Linked DNA regions of Homo sapiens: region 1 is linked to region 2. A link is an interaction called in ENCODE POLR2A ChIA-PET data of the cell type or tissue named here. Cell type or tissue: PC-9. All regions are shown on one strand. Each heading gives the region's core, and the rest is flanking DNA. Links, peaks and the distances in the headings are about the cores only. Region 1 has its middle 19 kb from the start of COL6A3. Region 2 overlaps COPS8-DT (COPS8 divergent transcript).

What was found. ChIA-PET counts read pairs that join two places held together with the same protein. Peaks named below come from ENCODE experiments on the same cell type or tissue, not always from the same donor. Only the 100,000 strongest peaks of a DNase experiment are listed, where the experiment ranks them.
Region 1: POLR2A ChIA-PET joins it to region 2 with 10 read pairs; 3 of 35 experiments call an interaction of 5 or more read pairs at or near these places.

The regions. Positions count from the first base shown.
Region 1 is chr2:237,427,636-237,438,509 of GRCh38, forward strand. No RefSeq gene overlaps it. Among named protein-coding and RNA genes, the nearest start is that of COL6A3, 19 kb to the left of the region's middle. RefSeq lists an enhancer at 5,274-5,780. In PC-9, for the core only: a CTCF peak has its summit at 5,020; DNase peaks (open chromatin) are centred at 3,900 and 5,276; H3K4me3 peaks cover 775 bases; H3K27ac peaks cover 3,071 bases.
Region 2 is chr2:237,069,413-237,080,286 of GRCh38, forward strand. All of the region lies in intron 1 of COPS8-DT (COPS8 divergent transcript), which reads right to left. Among named protein-coding and RNA genes, the nearest start is that of COPS8-DT, 11 kb to the right of the region's middle. RefSeq lists an enhancer at 6,218-6,787. In PC-9, for the core only: CTCF peaks have their summits at 3,115 (motif pointing left) and 3,338; DNase peaks (open chromatin) are centred at 4,279 and 6,699; H3K27ac peaks cover 475 bases; H3K27me3 peaks cover 774 bases.

The DNA of each region.
Region 1 (10,874 bases), core at 1,128-9,127, 360 kb after region 2:
ATTTCAAAACAGAAATGGGCCAGAGTATACAAAAGTCATGGCCATCCCTGTGGAAGGGGAGGAGAGTAAGGCCATGCTTGCTCCAAGAACCATCCTTCAGAGATGTGAGGCCAGGTCATGCCTCACTGGCCCTCATTCTCCTGAAGATGGACATTGGGATGAGCTTTATGAGTCCTGAGGGGTGGGCAGACCAAGGAATCATTGTTGTTCACTCCCACTTCTCAGACACGGACATTACGCAGCTCCAAGGGAGTTAGGACTCAGCAGCTGAAAACCACCAATTCATGCCTCATCAGTGTCAATGTCAGTCCCCACACTTGTACTTCCAGATGTCTATGAGGTTGTGCCAAGCAGCCCCTCTCACATGCCTTACCACTGGGTTCCAGTGGTGTCTCTACTCTGGCTGTGAAAGGCCATGTAGTGCAGCACAGTGGCCCCTCAGCCATTCTGGGGTGGCTTTGGTTCATCCCTTTGATGTGAAGTCCTACCCTCATCTCCTGCAAGGTGGCTCTCCATCTCAGTCTGTAAAGTTCCTGCATGGCTGTGAGTCTCTGCAAAGATGCAGTTCTGTCCCCTCTGATCTGCTTCGTTAATGGCAGGACAGCAGGCAAGCTGAGTTTCGGGTCTTGTTTCTGGTTTGAGGTTCGGTTTTGGTATTGATGTTCTTCACTACCCAACAATGCCAACTCCTTCTCTGACACCAGGTGCCTCCCTGACTCATCATCATGGGGAAGCCCCACTCTCTGGAAAGTGGCCCCAAGGTCAGGAAGCCTCATCTGCTATAGGCTCTGTGCATTCTGTGGGGGCCCCTGCCACCTCCATCAAGTGGCAATGATCAGCACTGAGTGCAGGCTCAATGGTGGGAACATCACATGCTTTGCCTTCTCTAACCTCACCACAACACCATGAGACACTCTTGTCACCATTGACATCTACAGATGAGGAAAATGAGGCTTGGAGCAGTTAAGAAATCTGCCCAAGCTCACTGTTCTAATAAGTGATAAAACTGAGATTTGAACCCAGACAGTTGAGCCCTGCACAAACTCCCAAGGGGGGAAGATGAAGACAGACTTCAAATAGACCCAGAGTTCAGTCGTAAAGGTGCTTGAGATTTAGATGGGCCTGGGAAGAGAGCCCCACAGCCTCAAGCAGTCATTGTGCATCCTTCCTCTATTCATAACTCTCTCAACTCTCCATCCCTCTCCCTCCTCTTAAAATATCAGGGCATTTACTGGGATTATTCTGTAAAGGAGCTGGAGAAAATCAAGCTTCCTCAATTCCTAGCATTGAACAAATGCTTTGCCAACCAAAACCATTTCTCCTCACAATTTGATTGGATGTTGGCAGGTGGCAAAGGAAGCAAGTGCTGAGTTCTCCACTCATTCTTCTGTCTGATGAGTGTCTTGAGCCTCCTCTTTCCCATGAGTCTCTTTGAATCACTGGTGCAATAGGAGAGCTTCATGTCACACCAAAATATGTCAATCCACAGAATTCAAAAATTTCATCATTAAAAGCCTCCTGAGAGAGCGTCTAGTGCAAATCTTCATCCTACAGATGAGGAAACTGAGGCAAGAAGAGACCATGACTGGCACAGGAAGGTCTAGCTGCAGATCCACTGCAGAGCCTCAGCCTCCAGCTCCCTGCCAGTCCCAGCTCTCTTGATGACCTTCTCATCTTTCTGTGGTTCTCCAGGTGGGCTGCTGCATACTCTCTAACCCTCAACCACAAACTTCCTGAGGAGAACATTGACTTTTTCTCTATATTTTCAGTGTCAACATGTTTTTCCTTTTTTTTTTTTTTTTTTTTTTTTTTTTTTTTTTTACTATTTTGATCTTTGGTAGAAGACACACTATAATGATGCTTCTTCCCTATTGTAAATCAGCCTTGGTTTTTCCCTCATGTCATGCACATCACCTAAGTGACACCGAGTCACATCCCTGCAATGTTCATGGGGAAAGAAACGGGCTTCTTCTGCCCTTTTGTCCTTGTTGGCTTTCCAGCCCTCAGCCTGTATCCAAGATGCAAACAGTTGAAGCTTCTATACAGTTGCTTGAGATCACAAGTCTCCAAGATACTGAAAACATATGAAACTCAAGTTTCAGATACAAAAATTACAGGCAGAATAAAGACAGGGTTGAAGGCAAAATTCTTTTATCCTATTAGCCCCAAAATAAACGTAAGTGTGTCCCTAGCTTGGTGAGAACTTTTTGCAAAGGCTGCTGAGCAGCCCTGTGGGACTCTGGGGATTGTTGGTGCCCTGAATCCACTTACAACCCAGAAAGGAGGCACCCAGCCAGGAGGCGGGGCCCATGCTCACTGGAGTCCCTCAGCTTGCACCACTCCCTCACCTCTTGACTATGCTTCCCGTGACTCTGTCTCTATAGCATCTGACTTTTTTATTTTTTTAGACAAAATCTCACTCTGTCACCCAGGCTGGAGTGTGGTGGCACAATCTTGGCTCACTGCAGTCTTCACCTCCTGGATTCAAGCCATTCTCCTGCCTCAGCCTCTTGAGTAGCTGGGACTACAGGCATGGGTCACCACACTCAGCTAATTTTTTTGTATTTTTAGTAGAGACGGGGTTTCACCATGTTGGCCAGGCTGGTCTCAAACTCCTGAGCTCAAGTGATCCACCCACCTCAGCCTCTCAAAGTGCTGGGATTACTGGCATGAGCTACCACACCCAACCTAGCATCTGACATTCTCAACACTTCTTCCATTGCCATTCTGAGCTTATTCCTTGGGCTTAAGATGATCAGGATGTCAGAAATTTGGATCTATAACAAGGAAAAAAAGAGCTAACTTCTTGGTAGAACTTGACAAACTGATTCTAAAATTCACAAGGTACCCAGAATATCATGTAAAAGTAGAGCAGAGCTGAAGGACTCACTCTTCCTGATTCCAAAACTTACTACAAACCAACAGGAATCAAGACCACATGGGACTTACATAAGGATAGACATATAGATTAATGAATCCAAAAAGGCCCAGCAATAGACTCTTACATTTATGTTTAATTGATAACTAAACCTTTACATTTATGTTCAACAAGAGCACTAAAACAACTCCAAGGGAAACAGTTGTCTTTTCCATCATTCTTGGGAAAACAAGATATCCACATCCAAAAGAATGAACTTTGATCCCTACCTCACCTCATATACAAAAATTAACTCAAAATGAATCAAAGACCTAAATGTGGCTTGATGCAGTGACTCATTTCTACAATCCTAATGCTTTTGGAGGCCAAGGTGGGAGGATCACTTGAGCCCAAAAGTTTGAGACCAGCCTGGGCAACATAGTGAGACCACGTCTCTACAAAAGAGTTAAAAAATTAGCCATGCATGGTAGCACACAACTGTAGTTTCAGCTACTCAGGAGGCTGAGGTGGGAGGAGCTGGAGCCCAGGAGGTTGAAGCTGCACTGTGATCACACCACTGCACTCCAGCCTGGACCATGGAGCAAGATCCTGTCTCAAAAAAAAAAACAAAAAAACAACTAGCCATAAGAGCTAAAACTATAAAAACTCCTAGAAATAGATATAGGGGTATATCTTCACAACCTTAGATTAGCCAATGGTTTTTTTTTTAGATATGACACATAAAAAAAGCAACAAATAGAAAAATAGAAAAATTGGACTTCATCAAATTTTAAAACTATTGTGTTTCAAAAGACACTTTTAAGAAAGTGAAAAGACACCCCACAGAATGGGAAAAAATACTTGCAAATCACATATCTCATGAGAGATTTGTATCTAGAATAAATTATGAGTTCTCACAACTCAATAAAAGATAAAAAAAACCCAATCTGTAAAATGGGCAAAGCGCCTAAATAGACATTTCTCCAAAGGAGATGTACAAATGACCAATAAGTGTATGAAAAGATGCCCAATGTCACCAGTCATCAGAGAATGACAAATCAAAACCACAAAGAACTACCACTTCCAATTCACTAGGATGACTTAGATAACAAGTATTAATGAGAATACAGAGAAACTGGAACTCCCACACACTGCTGGTGGGAATGTAAAATGGTGCAGCCACCTCAAAAAAAAAAAACTTTCTGGCAGTTCCTCCAAAGGATCAACATAGAGTTATCCTATGACCCAGCAATTCCACCCCTAGCTATACACTCAAAAGGATTGAAAACAAATGTTCACACAAAAGCAAAACAAAAAAAATGTTTATTTTAGTAGCATTATTCCTAATAGGCAAAAAGTAGAAACAACCCAAATGTCCATCAAGTGATGAATGATCAAAATGTATTACATCCATGCAATGGAATATTAATCATCTATTAAAAAGAATGAAGTATTGATACACGCTACAACGTGGATGAACCTCAGAAACATTACGCCAAGTGAAAGAAGGCAGTCACAAAATATCATGTGTTCTATGATTCCATTCCTATGCAATGTTTGAATAACCAAACCTGTAAAGACAGAAAGGTCAGTAGTTGCCTAGAGCTGGGGAGCAGGAGGCAAGCGGAATACAGTGAGATGAGATGAAGTGAAATAGGATGAAATGAAATCATGCATCTTGTGCATTGACCCAGCAATGGAGAAGTGGGGGGCAGGCTGCAGGCTGGGGGCTGTCACTGGTCTGAAGGAGAGGATGTGGATTGTTGGCTACTCCATCTGACCTCCAATTTCTCTGTGGTGAAATGACAATAATGCCCTCATCTTTCCGGCCTCCCAGGGTTATCATGGAGATTGGTTGAGAGGAGTAAGTAGAAGAGATTAAAGGCCACAGAATGTTTTAGCACATGTAACAAATAAAGAGCCTTGGAACTTCACAGCCATTCATACTGTTCTCTTTGCCTGGAACATCCTCTCCCTCTTCTCCACCCAGACACTTAACAATCACTTCTGCTGTGCAGCCGTCCTTGGCAACCCAGACAGAGTGATGCCCTCCTGCAACAGGGCTGCCAGCAGGAGTGTACCCGACCTCCGTGTCATCACTTGTGCACACTGTGATAAGACCATGCACCTCTCGCAGACAGGACATGAGCTTTCACCTCTCTGTGTCCAGCCCACTGCTGACCACAGCACTGCAGGAGGATGAGCCCCTGCAGGAAGGAATGCTGGCTCTCTGGGGTAGATAAAGAAGGTTCTGGGGAAGGGAAGGGAGGAACAGGAACATGGGCTCCCTGCCAGGCTGTCCCAGGTCCGGGATGCCATCGGCAAGTGGGCGGGGACAGGCCTGGGTAGATGACATGGTAGTGAGTAAGTGGGGAGGCAGGCCAGCAGAGGAGCCAGGCTCACCTCCCGCCCGCCCACCTCGGCCACAGACCGGGAGGGGTCGGAGCACTGCGTTGGGGTTGATGAGCAGACGACTGCCAGGCAGCCATTCACAGGAAATGGCACAGACGCACATTGTTCCAGCTACCCCCCATCCTCCCTCAGGGGCAAAGTGAATGAGATACTCACCAAGGAAGCCGTTAGCAAAGGCGGACACTGATTCATGGTTTATAAGCAATGGTGAAGTCCTTTTTCCACTGGCTGCAGCCACGAATGGCCGAGAAGCTGTAAACAGTAACCGTAACCATGCATGAGCATCCCTACCTCGCTGTCTCCTCAACTCACCTCTCCAGCCCCGAGCGGGGTCACTGAGCATTGGAGAACTGCCCCGTAGCTTCTCACCTGCACGTTGGCAGTCTGCGTCCCCAGGAAACACACATGATCACTTTCTCAGACACCCAAGACCTGCATCAAATCTGCCAACTAAACTCTGGGAGGGGTGGCGAGTGGGCTGCAAGCCTGTTTCTTAGAAAGACAGTGAAGGAGAAGATAACAAGGCCTCAAGTTTGCCCAATAGGCTTTCTGGACAGCAGCATGGCCGGGAACTTGGTGGCAATAAGGTTGATGGCATCATTGCTTTACTCATTCATTCATGCCACTAAGCTGTCCCTGAGAGCTACCATGTGCCAGACTGTGCCATGGGCTAAAGGTACAGAAGGTACAGAACACAGATGGCTGCGTGTGACTCTTAGTGCAGGGGAAGGACTTTGCACTCTCAGGACATCCTCTGCACCCTTTTGCCACCTTCAGACTCCCAAGGAAGGAAGCCCATCCAGGTGCCGCCAGAGAGAGGTGCCTGGTAATCATGTCTATTGATGGCAACCACAGTGGAGATCCCGGAGCACAGGAGAAAAAAGCCCAGGAACCTTCCCTTTCCAGAATTGTCTGGGCCAGGCTGAGCTGCCCGGATGGCTTACAGCTCTGCACTCTGTATCATGGCTAAGGATGAGGGCTGTGATGGGTGATGGCCACATCATTGGCTACTCCCCCTCCAGCCCCTAGGATTCATTGTCCACGGGAGAGCCCATCTCCCAGCTGCTGCAGGTGCTGCTAAGCGCTCGCACAGGTAGCCTTCCCTGGAGAATCATCCCTAAGCAACAGCGGCCCCTCCCCAGAGGTCCCAAGAACTATGTCTCCCTCCAGAGAAGGCCCAAAGCCAAAGACTGGCAAAGGGAAGGCTGCCAAGCACTACAGGGCAAATCTAATGAATGCCCCTGAGCAACATGAGAGCCGGCTCGGCTGCACTTCCCCTGCACACCCCTTGCCCCACTTCCTCCCCGACCTCTCCCGCTCCCCTCCCTCCTGTGCTAGCTTCTCCCACAGCATCCATATCCCTTGATCAGTCACTTGCACTGAGAATTTGTCTCAGGCACTGTTTCCACGGAGCCAGACCTAAGACAGGTGTAAGCCAGAGGGTCTGGATCAAATCCCAGGTGTGATAAGTCACCGGGGGCCAAGTACTCAACCTCACCAGATCTCACTGTCTTTCTCTGTAAAATAAGGATAATAGTCACACTTGCACATAAGGGTGCAGTGCAGAGTGCATGCGTGCATAACACTTAAAGTAATTGGAACACACCTGGCCCATCAAAAGCACCTGGAGGAGACATCAGTTCTTACCACTGTAGCCAGAAGGTTGTCTCTCTGAGCTACAAATAAGACACTGGACACCCATTTAGTCAACCTTCTACAGACGATCACAGCCCAACCCAATCAAGCACCTACGTTTCACATTAGGCATGTCCATTTCAGGGTGTCTTATCCAGCGGCTGAGTTTGAAGGATCATTTTCAGGGTGAAAATTGGAAGAACTGATGAAGCTCACAAAAGCAAATAAATAAGCACGGCTTTTGCAGGATGCTTCCAGCAGAGCAGTGCTGGCAAGCCTGGCTGCCTGTCAGAGCCACTGGGGGGCTTATTAAAACTGCTAGCTCCCCTCCACCACCATCCCCCACCCCTTCCCTAGCTCCGCCCCTGAAGGTCTAATTCAGTCTAGTCAGCTGGAGTCATAAAAGCCTTCCTGGAGAAGAAGACACCTAATCTGGGTCTGGAAGGATGTGTGGGAGTTGTTCAAATGGAGCAGCCGTGCGGGGGCAGGACATCCCAGCACAGGGGACTGTGAGAGCCACGACGTGGGCCCTGGAACCCTGTGGTAGATGCAGAGAACCACAAACATTTCCGTACGGCTAGAAAGCGAGTGGGGGTGGCAGGAAGTGGTGGGAGGGGCTCACGATGCCAGTAATGACCATATTCAGGGGTGCTCCCGAGCCCTCCTTCCTTATGCCCCACGTGCTCCCACATCACCCCAGGAGATAATAAACGAAGGCGTGCACATGGGGGTCAGGCCCCTGGGAGTCAACAATGACTTCGGAGACCTCAGAGAGTCTGCAAGAAGCTTCCCTGGCTGCGTCCCTTGCCCCTTTAGGACCTGTAGGGGCCGTCTTTGCTGGGTGAGGTGCAGCTGAACTAAGGGTGAGCTGCTTTCCTCTGCCACCACAGGACTCAAATCCCATGGGGCCCCAGAGCAGGTGGACGGTGGTCCCCTGGCTTCTGCATGGCTGTGCCAGCCCACCCTTACAGGGACAGCATCACAGGCAGCAGAACTTCCAGCATTCTCAAAGGAGCTAGAAATTCCACCTTTTTTGTGAGATTTGAATTTTTACATGTTGGAGCAAATTTTTTCTCTGAAGCAAAACACATTTGCAGAGTCGTGACCTCTGCCAGGGAAGTGGGACAGAAGCTGGAGCCAGAAGACCTGAGGACAGGTCTCAATTCTGTCCCCTGGCTCACCAACAAGGGAGGGGTGGGCCACAGGGTCTTTCAGTGCCTTCCCAGCTGGACATTTCTGACCTCTCCTCTTCTCCTCTCCAAAATAAAAAAAAAAATCCTTAAATTTTCTAACCACCTCGGTGTAATTTTACTAGAGCATTAACTGAATTATAAATGTGTCTATTCAAACAAGGGCCTGGCCAGTGAAATTTTAACCAACTACCTGATTTCCAACTGTTTTCCATTGACCCATATATTAAAATAGTAGAAGGCCTTGGTCTCATGAGGCTTCTGGAGAAGCCTGCACGCAGCAGGAATGACACCCTGGTTGTGGAATTTCACTAGGCAACAGGCTCCAAACAGAAAATGTTAGCACTTTTGAGGACAAATAGTGTTTCTGGTACACTCTCTCCCCACCCCTTTCCTTTATCTAGTTTCTGCTCTTTCTTTGCTCTTTTATTTTTACTACTCCTTTTAAGAGTTCGTGTGTATTTTTACTAAACTTCAGTAGTACATATCCCCTCGCCAAAATGCTCCCTTCTCACTTTACACACTGCTGAAAATTATCATGCTGGCCCCTTCCTTGGAGTACAGTTCTGCCCTGTTGAAATGCTCACCCAGGAGGGGGCACCGAATTCCTGCTTTGTCACCAGGGACTGGGTGTTCAAAGAGTCGTTCATGGGGTGGGGCGTGTGGCCATGCCAGATAGCTGGTCAACCCCGGAGGAAGGCCAGCCCCAGGAGGGAGCAAGTGCAGTGTAGGGTCCAGCCAAGGGTTTATGAGCCTGAAGATTGGTTCAGGCAGCGGCGCCATCCTAAGGGAAAAACAGATACACCTCGAAGAGAAGCTGCTCCACCACTGCACCTGCTCTGTGCCACATGGAGGGTAAATGTCTGCTAAATGAACGCAAATGAAGAGGTCACCCCTTCATACTGTTGACTATCCCACCTGTGAGGGCCCAGGAGCAGAATGGTCACCTGGAGATCCAACAAGGTGGCTGTTTCCTTCATAGTCATCAGTAAGACTCTGCAGAAAACTCACTCCGCAGGGATTAGGCCAAAAAGAGGATGTGTCAGGAGTTTACAGGGTACCCTGGGTTGAATGGTGGCCCCAGAAAGGTATATCCATGTTCTAATCCCTAAACCTCAGAATATGGCCGTATTTGGAAAATGGGTCTTTCAGGTGTAATTAAGAATTTCGAGGCCAGGCGCGGTGGCTCATGCAGGTAATCCCAGCACTTTGGGAGGCTGAGGCGGGTGGATCGCCTGAGGTCAGGAATTTGAGACCAGCCAGGCCAACATGGTGAAACCCCGTCTCTACTAAAAACACAAATAATTAGCCAGGTGTGGTGGCACACGCCTGTAATCCCAGCTACTTGGGAGGCTGAGGCCAAGATTCACTTGAACCCAGGAGGAGGAGTTTGCGGTGAGCCAAGATCGTGCCACTGCACTCCAGCCTGGGTGACAAAGAGAGACTTTATCTCAAAAAAAAAAAAAATTTTTGAGATGAGATTATCCTGGACTGCCTAGGTGGGCCCTAAATCCACAAATAGTGTCCTTAGAGAGGGGGAAGAGAGAAGACTTGCAAGGGGAGCAGGAGGGGAAGGTCCTGTGAAAATGGAGAGATTGGGGCCGAGGAACACCAGAGCCACCAGAACCAGAAGAGGCAGGAAGAATTTTCCTCCAGAGCCTCTGGAAGGGAGCACAGCCCTGCCCACACCTGGATCTCAGACTTTTGGACTCTAAAACTGTGAGAAAATACATTTCTGTCATTCTAAGCCATCACGTTCATGGTGATTTGTTATGGCAGCCACAGGAAACAAAGAGAGGATGTCACCCTTAGAAGGGGTCCCATGGCACCTTGCCCAGTGAGGACAGGAGCTCAAATAGGACATGGGGAGGGTCAGAGAAGCAGCACTGGCTGGGGGTGATCTAAGCACCTGAGCCCATTTCTGTGGGCAGCCCCAGAATCAGCCATGGTCAGTGGACCAGAGAAAGGCCACTCCATGGAATAGCTTTTGGGGACCCAGGAGCCCGGTGGGTGCTGCACCTGTCCAGGACAGCTTGCTAAGGCATCAGTCATCACCAGAGTGACCCGCAGGCTGCCAGCTCCAGATGGTGTCTGCCAACCATCCATCCACAACGTGAGCCCATCAAGGCCCCCATCCACTCTGAGCCTCTCAGACCTAACTGTTCAGGCACCCCGGGGAGACAACCCCACAGCCCCGCAGGCCACTTTGTGCCTGGATTTGAGGAAGAAAGGAGCTGCTGTACTTAAACTCTGGGGCCAGGCTGCATGATAAACCCCTTCAAAGCAGGCATGAGTGCAGAGAATGCCCTGTTACATTTTATTTTTGAATTTCTAATTTAAAAAAATACACAGGGGAGTCCTAGTTTTAAGATACTGGAGTAGAAGCTTTTCCACTCCCAACTTTTCTCAAAAAGCACATTTTAGCAAGGAGAACAGGGAAATAGGGACACAAAAGATATTTATAACCCCAGTTCACAACGTGAAAGCAGGAAGCAGGCAGATGAATGGGAAACTTACAGCAGGGCCAGAGAGGGCGGGACTTAAGGCCGGTGGGAGAGAGAACAATGAGAAGCATATCCAGGAAGGCTTGGGAACTGCAGGTGACAGGTACCTGTGCAGGTAACTGCAGGTGACATAGCCTGTAGATCCTCCACCCAGGAGGCGAGGGCAGGGGTTGCTGGAAATAGCGCATGGTGTAAACATCTGTACAAGGAGCCCTCTGGCCTGGGTTCCACATCCAGGTGGCCCCAAGATGCTGAGACAGGAAGTTTATTCTCTGG
Region 2 (10,874 bases), core at 1,060-9,059:
TAGGTGAATTCACTCATGTTGCCTCCGAGTGCTTGTTTGATGTCATCTTTTACACTTACATTTCTAATTCATTTAGAGTTTATTGTGTATCATGTGAGATATGTTTATTTAATTTTCTCTGCGTCATTTATCAAAAATCCAATCACTTTTCCAGCACTTGAAATGTCATCTTTATCATACATTAAATTTCCATATGTACTTGAGTTATTTCTAGACTTTCTATTCTATTCCACTGATGTGTCTGTCTAGTCATGCACAAATACCGTAAGGTTTATTTTTAAAATACTTTCATTTTAAAACATTCATTATGAAATATTAAAAGATACACAAAAAAGTTCAAAGAGTAAGACAATGATGACCCATGTACCACAGCTGAAACCTTGGTAAACCAAAACTAAAATTCTAAGCCCCCCAACTGACTGAATTGAATCCCCATCTCAGCTAAGGGCATACCAAAGTAAATCTGAATAAATGGTTCAGGCCATAATGGGAAGGGGGGTTCAGACATGCCAAATTATATTCTCCTCCCTTTGGAATTCAGGCACAACTAGCCAGCATTAACATTAGAACAGGAATGTTAAGATGGACAAAACAGGGGCCGGGCATGGTGGCTCATACCTGTAATCCCAACACTTTGGGAGGCCAAGGCAGGTGGATCATGAGGTCAGGAGATCAAGAGCATCCTGGCTAACATGGTGAAACCCCATCTACTAAAAATACAAAAACAAAATTAGCTGGGCGTGATGGCAGGTGCCTGTAGTCCCAGCTACTTGGGAGGCTAAGGCAAGAGAATGGCATGAACCTGGGAGGCGGAGTTTGCAGTAAGCCGAGATTGTGCCACTGCACTCCAGCCTGGGCGACAGATCCAGACTCCATCTCAAAAAAAAAAAAAAAAAAAAAAAAGATGGACAAAACAGACTCTTTGTAGCAATAAGATAACCTGACTCTAATGTACCATCACATGACAGATAGCAGGCACTGAAAGAAATCAAAGCATTTTACCCCAAAATATATTCCTTTGACATATTTTTAATAGCCCTGGAAAGCTGTCTCATGTGGGGAAAACCTACACTCTATACAGAATCATCTCCCCTTTTCAGATCTTTTTCTGATCCAGGAGAGAATTAACTAAGAGTTTGCACCTTTTAAGGCCTAATAAGAGACATATACCATCTATTCTCCACAATAAGAACCTTGATCTCCACAGCTCCTTATCTTAACCTGGATACTGCTTTCTATTGATTCCAGGTCTTTAGATAATATAATAACCAATTGCCAATCAGAAAATCTTTTCATCTATCTATGACCTATAAGCACACCCCCACCGTGCTTTGAGTTGTCCCACCTTTCCAGACCAAACAAATGCATATCTTACCTGTATTGATCGATATCTTATGTTTTTCTAAAATGTATAAAACCCAACCACTTTGGGCCCATGTTCTCAGGACCTCCTGGGGCTGTGTCACAGGTCATGATTCCTCACATTTGGCTCAGAATGAATCGCTTCAAATATTTTACACAGTTTGACTCTTTTTCATCAGCAACATTTTGTGTACCCTTCCCCCAGAATATCGCAGAAATCCTGCTGGGGAAGGGTACAATGAATCCTACCAACAACCATATAAGTGATCTTGGAATGGGATCCTTCCCCAGTTGAGCCTTGAGATGAGACCACAGCCCCAGACAACACCTTAATCACAGCCTCATGAGTGACCCTGATAGAGAGAACACAACTAAGCTACACAAGGATTCCTGAGCCACAAAAAGCATGAGATAACCCATGTCTGTTGTATTAATCTGCTAAGTTTTGGGATTGATATGTAATCTTAATTGATAAAGAAATAGACTAGTAAATTCTAGAAAACCCCAAGAGAACTAAAGGAATTCCTCAAGGCAATATGGTTCACTCTAGTGTGAGGGCTGAGTGTATTTGCCGCTGTATCCCAGCACTTAGTGAAGTGTCTGGCACTCAGTAGGTGCTTAATAAGAAAATGGCTCCTGGAAAGAGAAGAACAGACCTGGGTGGGAATGAGTAGAACTTGGAATGGGGAAGTAGGCAGAGTGGATCCCAGTGTGGAGTCCATTTGAAATTGAAAGGGTTATCAGGAAGAACATGGATTCACAGTGTGGCCTCAGATATTCTGCTGTGACTGGGTATAAAGCCATTTCCAGGCTGTCTCTGGCACTGATCCCCAGGAGTTTGGACATAACTGGGGTGAACACTCATTGGTGCTGTGGGGCCTCCTCAATCTGTGCAGTGCTGCTGAGAACATGGGCTTTGGAGTCAGAGAGCCCTGAGTTTAAATCCCTGAGACTTGTGTGACCTTGGGTTAGTTATCTGACTTCTCTGAACCTCGGTTCTTCATTTGGTGTCATGAGTATTGCAGATGAATCAAATGAGGTAGCTTAATAAATGGTCATTCAAATCCAGCCGAATCCAGTTTAAAAAGCATCCTCAACTCTTATCAGACAGGTACCTCCCAGGACATGCAACAGCCTCAAGCTGGTTCCTGTCGGCCCCTCCTATGGCCATGGAAGTTTTCTATAGAGGCCAGGGACTCAGTACCCCTGGGGCTCACACACCCCTTTGAGAAGGCCATGAACGCTGTGTAAAGTTATGATGAACAAAAAGTCTATTTCCCCGGGAACCTGCAGTAGAAGCGCCTGGCGTTTCTGTAGGGACCGGACTGTGCTCCCTGCAGAACGCCCTTCCTAGCGCAAAGACCTAGCGGTGCCCAGAGGAAAGCCTTCCTGATACCTTCCCCTCCTACTCTCCCGGGAACTTCATCCAGTTTTTCCACGGATGCTTCGGGCTGATCACGACCTTTCTCCCAGCCTCACGGACAAGGACGAGGTCCACTCGGATTGGACAACCTGATTCAGGATGGAGCCAAGAAGGGGATGCAGCGCGAGGAAGCCTGTCAAGACTTAGACAAACATACAGCACCTGGAAAGGGACTCCCCGAAAGCACACTTAAAGGGACTGCCACTTAAAAAGTAATTTTTGGGGAAAGAAAAAATAAAGAGAGGAGGAAAAGTTAGGCCCAACCCAAGGCCTGTCCGCTTTCCCTCAGCCAGTGGGAAATTAAGGATCCTGCATGGTGCCACAGCGCCCCCTGGTGGGAAAGACTGAGATTGCACTGAAGATCTCCAGACATCCATGTCTGGCTTTACCCTCTCACCTCTACTTGGGAGGGAAGAACATTGGAAATTATTTCCCAAGACTGCATTCCCTCAAGTTAAGTATAATGCTTGATTTCCACTATCAAAGGTAAAAAAGACATGTCTTAAAACCCTGTGTGAATAAGGTCGTGGGACATCCCAACCTAGCATTCCTATAATTAACAAAAATCACCATTTATTTGCCCACGTCCTGAGCCAAGAATAATCTAACGCAATGCTTAAGACAGCCTTACCATGCAGCCTGTCTGTTAACCATAGTTTTACAGGTGCAGGCATAGACTCGGAGAGGGGCTATGGCCTTGCTCAAGGTCACGCGGTCAGTGCCAGGATTCTCAAGCCTGGGCTCTCAAACGCATCGCTATTAACTGCCTAGGAAAAACATGACCGTCTCTGCTTGGTTCCCTCAAAATACATGATTAATTCTTTTTGATTCCCAACATTGTTATGTTTCTTTTCTCACTGAATATTGACTTTCCATTAAGCAACTCCAAAGCCTAGTTTTTCTAAGAAAGTATAAGTCATCCCTTTGAGAAAGCTTACTGATCACATACTGTTTTCAAGGTGGCTGGGCTAGGCACTGTGGGAAAAGTCCACTGGCGGGAGGCTCCCAATAACCTAAGGTGACTTTGGTGACTCTGACATAAGGCTACGCTGAGATGCTCCAAGCTTTGAAATCAATGTGTGTCGCTAGTATAAGAACTGGATTAGGCTTGGGGGGTCACTGTGATACAGACGGGCTTGGGTGCAAAGTGTACTTGGAGTTGGAGAGCTCTGAGTAAGCAGAAGGCAGGAGAGGGGAGGGACGGGCAATGCTCAGGATTAGGGCCCCTGATCAAGCACACGGGACGTGGCAACCACAAGAAATCTGGGGCAAATAATTTGGTAGCAGCCTTCATTTTAGCACAGAAATGCCGACAAGTTTCTTCTTGCACGCCCACTCTGATCTTTTGGTAGAAGCAGGCTGAAGTTATTTGTTGGGAGGACTCTGAAGCCATGCCCAGGCTCCACGGGAAAGTCAGCTGTGATTGACTAGAAGAGAGCTGCCTGCACACAAGAAAACTATGCAAAAAGGCTGGGCGTGGAGGAAATGACCTAACACAACAGGAGAAAATCCGAGAGAACGAGATAAGAGTACTAGAGCCTGAACCCAGTGGGAATGGATAGGGTTCTGAGTGATTCTGTGGGCATGGAAGAATGTGGAAGATAGAAGTAATCAGCATAAACAAGTAGGAAGTATTGCAGGACAGAAAACAGATGTCTCAGGCAGACAGATGATACTGGGGAGGGCAACTATAAAGAGAGAAGGGGACTCCTTGGAGGTCAACATGGCTGTCCTGTCCCTGGCTCTCCTGGCCCGGCCCCTGAACTGAGATCCAGGAGAGCAAGTTATGAGGGGAGAGCAGCATCTGGACATGCTTTTGTCCTCTTTGTCAGAATTGCCATGGGAGCTGAAAGCATCTGCCCAGCTGATATGCTTTGGATCTGTCCCGCCAAATCTCATGTCTGATTGTAATCCCCAGTGTTGGAAGTGGGGCCTGGTGGGAGGTGGTTGGATCACAGGGGTGGATTTCTCATGAATGGTTTAGCACCATTGCCTTGGTGGTGTTCTCGCGATAGTGAGTGAGTTCTCCTGAGATCTGGGTGTTTAAAAGTGTGTGGCATCTCTTCACTCTCTCTTGCTCCTGCTCCCACCATGAGAGACACCTGTTCCCCCTTTGCCTTCTGCCATGATTGTAAGTTTCCTAAGGCTTCCCCAGAAGCCAAGCTGATGCCAGAATCATGCTTCCTCTACAGCCTGTGGAACTGTGAGCCAATTAAACCTCTTTTTTAAAATAAACCACCCAGTCTCAGGTATTTATAGCAGTGTGAGAACAGAATCATACAGGATCCCACTGCTTGAGTCATAGAAGGCAAAAGGAAAAGAGCAAGAGTGGATGGAAAACAAGGAAGGTAAAAGCAAGGTGAGATCCTGTGCTCAGGGAATAAAGTAAAGAAAAGTGAGCACACTTAGCATTCATTCAACAAACATTTATGCAACGCCTGCTATGTGCAGTCCTCATAATACAGCAAGCTTCATTGAGATCACAGAATTAAAATAAAACTAGAAATCAAAAGCATAATGACCTGTTCTATATTTCCACTCACGCCGTTAGCCACGACATATGTCCTGACTCAGGAAACAGCTAATGAGTGTGAGAGCGGCCTTCAATGATGTCATGTGCCTGGAAGCCACCCTGCTCTAGAAGCACCATCGCTCTGCTCTCAGGTCGCTGCCTGCCTGTGCTCTTCCTCCATGCTTTATTTATAACCCCTTTGCCTTTGCCTCTACCACTGCCATCATTTTTCACAGCTTTTCTTTATTCCTCCAAATTTCCCCTAACATGTATCTGCCCTTAGCTCCAGGGCCCTTCTGAAGTTTTGCAAAAATGTTCTCTTTTATTATTCACTTGCCAACACAAGCATTAGTAAAAAGGAGGAGAAAAAAAAGAAAGAAAAGTGCCCTATTTTTAAAGTTTGAAATGTTAAAGTTGTCTAAGATTAGAAGAACAAAATCTTCATTGATTTTATAATATTGTAAGGAGATACTTTTCACCCATAATCTAGCTCTTTAAGCTTATCGTAATGTTCATTTGCATGTTTCCTTTCAACATTTCCCCAAAAATCTAGTCTGGGTTATGATATATAATAACCAAGAGGTATACACAATATTATTTTTCATGTTTTTTCAAAGTTATTTCAGAAACACTACTTTTACATAGACTTCATATTTATGAATTTAATAGCTATTGTACTTTATGCTGCTGTCCCATTTTTAGCTGTAGCTTATTTCCTCTTTTTAATAACTTCCTCAGGATAACTTCCCAGAGCCAGAACACTAAGTCCAAGGCTAAGTCTGTTTCATTGCCCTCATTGTGTATTGTTACCTGGCTTTCCAAACGGGTAGCATCTACTGCCACTGGGGATGACATTGCCAAGAGATCCATTGGAAAATTCGCTGGTCATGGACATCAATGTCCAATGGCAATGGTCCAATGGCAGCATCCCCCAAACTCCAGTTCCTCCAGAGGACAACTCATCAGAATTAGTAATCTCCTCTAGTCTGCTGAATGTTCAATGCCTCAGGAATAATAATAATAATAAATGCATCCCATTCTTTCCCTATCTGTTCTCACCCCAGTGACCCCTGCTCCAAGAGGCAGCCACTCATGCTGTGGGGCAGGGTTGGTTTCCACCCTAAGCAGAAAGCCCAGGACTCCTGGCCACAAGGAGGGCTGGCTCAGGGCTGGCCTATTTCTGCAGCTGCTTTCCAGCAACTCTGACACAGACCCTTTTTGGCAGAGCCATCGTCATCGCCTGGGGCCCATCTTCTAGCCTCAGGTCCTGCGGCCTCCAGCCAGGTGAACCATCTGGAAATCTTTCTCACTGATATCCATGAACTCTCCACCTCTTGCCTGCCTGCCTGGCTGGACTCTAAACCTGATACACTTCATGGCTGCAAATGATCTGTGTTTACTTTTCTTCTTGTGGGTTTGGCAGGGGCTAATGTCACATTCCTCTCTTCTGTAGGTGACCTTCCTGCCTGGGGCTTCCGGGGCTTGGTGACACATGCCCTGCAGCACAGAGGCCACTCTACCATCACTGGGGCCCCAACCACACAGTCACCAGACTAGGTGCGCTGAGTGTCTTCCATTTGTCCCTCCCATCCACTCTCCATGCTCTCCTCCCCATTATGCCTCAGAAGGCCAGCCGTATAAGCAACTGCTGCAGACTTCCTGCCCTCGGCTTCCGGCTGGGCTCAGCCAATGGGGATCCCCCGCAGGAGGTCAGAGGGAGAGATGGTAGGAAGGTCCTCTGAGTATTGATTCCTCACTCCCTCACTGCCTGGCTGGCCCTTCAGTGAAAGATCAGAGTCCCAGCCAAGCAGTCTTTGCTGGGCTCTACTAAATATTCCCTCCAATTGTCTTACAAAAATTCACCCACTGAAAGCTTCCAATTGTACAAACATCACCACAATAGAAGTTTAAAATATTTTCATCACTTTAGGAGGCTGAGGTGGGCGGATTGCCTGAGCTCAGGAGTTACAGATCAGCCTGGGCAACATCGTGAAACCCTGTCTCTACTAAAAATACAAAAAATTAGCCAGGCATGGTGGTGCATGCCTATAATCCCAGCTACTTGGGAGGCTGAGCCACGAGAATCACTTGAACCAGGGAGGTGGAGGTTGCAGTGAGCTGAGATAGTGCCACTGCACTCCAGCCTGGGCAACAGAGTGAGACTGTAAAACAATAATAATATTTTCATCACCCCAAAAAGAAACCCCAGATCCATTAGCAGTAATTTCCTATTTCCCCCAAACATCCCAGCCCATGGCAACCACCAATCTGCTTCTCTCTATGGACTTGCTATCCTGGACACTTCATGTAAATAAAATCATACAATACGGGCTTTGTGCATCTATCTTCTTTCACTTAATATATGTTTTCAAGATTTAACAATATTGTAGAATGTATCAGCACAGCATTACTCATTACGGGTGAATAATATTTTGTTGCATCGATATACCACATTTTATTTATTCAATCGCCAGTTGATGAACATTTGGTTTTTTTCTTCTTGTTGGCTATTATGAATTAAGCTTGCTATGAACATTCACTTACAAGCATTTGTGGGGATATACGTTTTCCTTTCTCTTGGAATGAAAGTGGAATATACCTACAGAATACACCTACGAGTGGACATATGGCAACTCTATGAAAACTTCTGAGGAGTTACCAGACTGTTTTCCAAAGCAGCACCATGGTATAGTCCTTCAGCAGGGCATAAGGGCTCTAGTTTCTCCAAATCCTCACCAACACTTGCTGCTGCCTTTTTATTATAACCACCCAAGTAGGTGTGAAGTGCTATCACACTGTGATTTTGATTTGCATTTGCCTGATGACTAATGACGTAGAACATCTTTTCACGTGTGTTTTGAACATCTGTCTTCTTTGGAGAGACATCTGAGCAAATCCTTACTCCATCTTAACATCAGGTTATTTGCCTTTTTATTTTTGAGTTTTAAGAATTATCAATATATTTTAAATTCAAGTCTTTTATCTGGCATGTGACTTGTAAAAATATTCTTCAATTCTTGGTTCTTTTCACTTTTTGATGGTGTCTTTCGAAGAACAAAAGTTTAATTATGATAATGTCCAATTTATCGATTTTTTTCTTTTGTTCCTTGTGCTTTTGGTGTCATATCTAAGAAATCAGTGCCCAATGCCTGGACATAAAGATTTATCCTATTTTTTTCTATAGTTTTAGCTCTCACACTTACGTCTTAGATCTATTTTGAGTTAATTTTTGTAGGTGGTCTGAGATAGAGGTCCAACTTCATTTTTCTGCATGTAGCTATACAGTTGTTCAACCATCATTTGTTGAGAAGACTGTTCTTTCCCCCACTGAATGGTCTTGATACCCTGGTTGAAAATCAATTGACTATCAATGCAAGGGCTCATTTCTGCATCCTCAATTCTATTTAATTGATCTTTATGTCTACTCTTATTATCCATTTACCGAAATGTCTATCTAATGTTTATTATTGTAGCTTAACAGTAGGTTTTGATATCAGAAAGTATGAATCCTCATAGTTCTTTGTTTTCAAGACTGTTTTGGGGTATTCTGCATTCCTTAAGTTTGTATATGAATTTTAGGATCAGCTTGTGAATTTTAGTATTGCAATCATAATATAAAGTCTCCCAATCCATGAACAAGGGATGTCTTCCATTTACCTAGGTCTTTAATTTTCTTCAACATTGTTGAGTAGTTTTCAGAGTTTAAGTTTTACACTTCTTTTATTATATTTATTTCTAAGTATTTTATTCTTTTTCATACTATTACAGGTGATATGGTTTGGCTGTGTTCCCCACCCAAATCTCATCTTCAGTTGTAGTTCCCATTATCCCCATGTGTCATGGGAGGGACCTGGGGGGAGGTAACTGAATCATGGGGGCAGTTACCTCCATGCTGTTCTTGTGATAGTGAGTGAGTTCTCAAGGTATCTGATGGTTTTTCTTTTGCTGTTGTTTTATTTGTTTGTTTTTTGAGGAGTCTCACTCTGTTGCCCAGGCTGGAGTGCACTGCAACCTCTGCCTCGCGGGTTCAAGTGATTCTGGTGCCTCAGCCTCCCGAGTAGCTGGGAATACGGGCGTGTGCCACCACGCCCAGCTAATTTTTTTTGTATTTTTAGTAGAGACAGGGGTTTCGCCATGTTGGCCAGGATTTTCTCGAACTCCTGACCTCAGGTGATCTGCCGGCCTCAGCCTCCCAAAGTGCTGGGATTACAGGTGTGAGCCACTGTGCCCAGCCATCTGATGGTTTTAGAGGCAGTTTTCCCTGCTCTTGCTCTTGCTGTCTCTTTCCCGCTGCCGTGTGAAGGTCTGCGCTTCCTTTTCACCTTCCACCATGATTGTAAGTTTCCTGAGGTCTCCCAGGTGTGCAGAACTAAGTCATTTAAACCTCTTTATAAATTACCCAGTTTTGGGTAGTTCTTTATATTAATAGTAGTGTGAGAATGGACTAATATAACAGGTGAAATTGTTTTCTTAATTTCATATTTGGCTTATTCATTGCTAATATACAGAAATAAAATTGATATTTGCATGTTGATTTTGTATCCTGCAACCTCGCTGGACCCAATACTATGTCAATCAAGGAAAATGACCAAAGCAAGTCTCAATCATTTTAAGGAGGTGTATTTGCCAAAGTTAAGGGTGTGCCTGGGAGACATGTCTATGCCTTTTTCGAGAGATGATTTTGAGAGCTTCAATGTTTAAAGGGGAAAGTGTGGGATATTGAGAAATGCACAATTTTCATGTTGCGGGGGAGGAAAAGAGTCATTCGTGTCTTTGGCTCTGTGAATATGCATTTTTACTTAAGATAACACAGAGGATAGGGGAGAGGAAAAAATCAGATATGCATTTGTTTCAGGTGGGCAGAGGGATCGCTTTGAGTTATGCCCTATGTCCCCGCACCTGTGAAGATAAGCTATTAATTTACATTGCCATGGTGAACTTTAACATAAATGCTTTAGGGTAAAGATCTTGGGGCCCACAGGGGAGGTGTGTAGCTTTTCACGTGTGTAGCCATCTTATTTAGGAACCAAAATGGGAGGCAGGCTTGCATGACCCACTTCCCAGCCTGACTTTTCCCTTTGGCTTAGTAAGTTTAGGATACCAAGATTTATTTTCCTTTCACAATTAGTTCTACCTGTTTTTTTTTCTTTTTTGATGAATTTCTTATATACAAGATCATGTCATCTTTAATAGATATAGCTTTACTACTTCCTTTCCAATTTGGATGCTTTCCATTTATTTTTCTTCCCTAATTGCACTGGATAGAACCTGTAGTACACTGTTAAATAAAAATGGCAAAAGCTGACATTCTTGTCTTCCTCCTGATCATAGAGAAAAGCCATCAGTCATTGACCATTAAATGTAATGTTAACTGCAGGTTTTATATAGGTGTCTTTTGTCAGTTTGAAGACGTTCCCTTCTCTCCCTAGTTCAGTAAGTGTTTTTATTATAAAAGGAGGTTGGATTTTGTTTTATATATGTATTCTGCATCTATTGAGATGAACGTGTGTTTTGATCCATTATTCTGTTGATATGGCTTATTACACTGATTGGTTTTTGGATGCCAGAGCCATTACT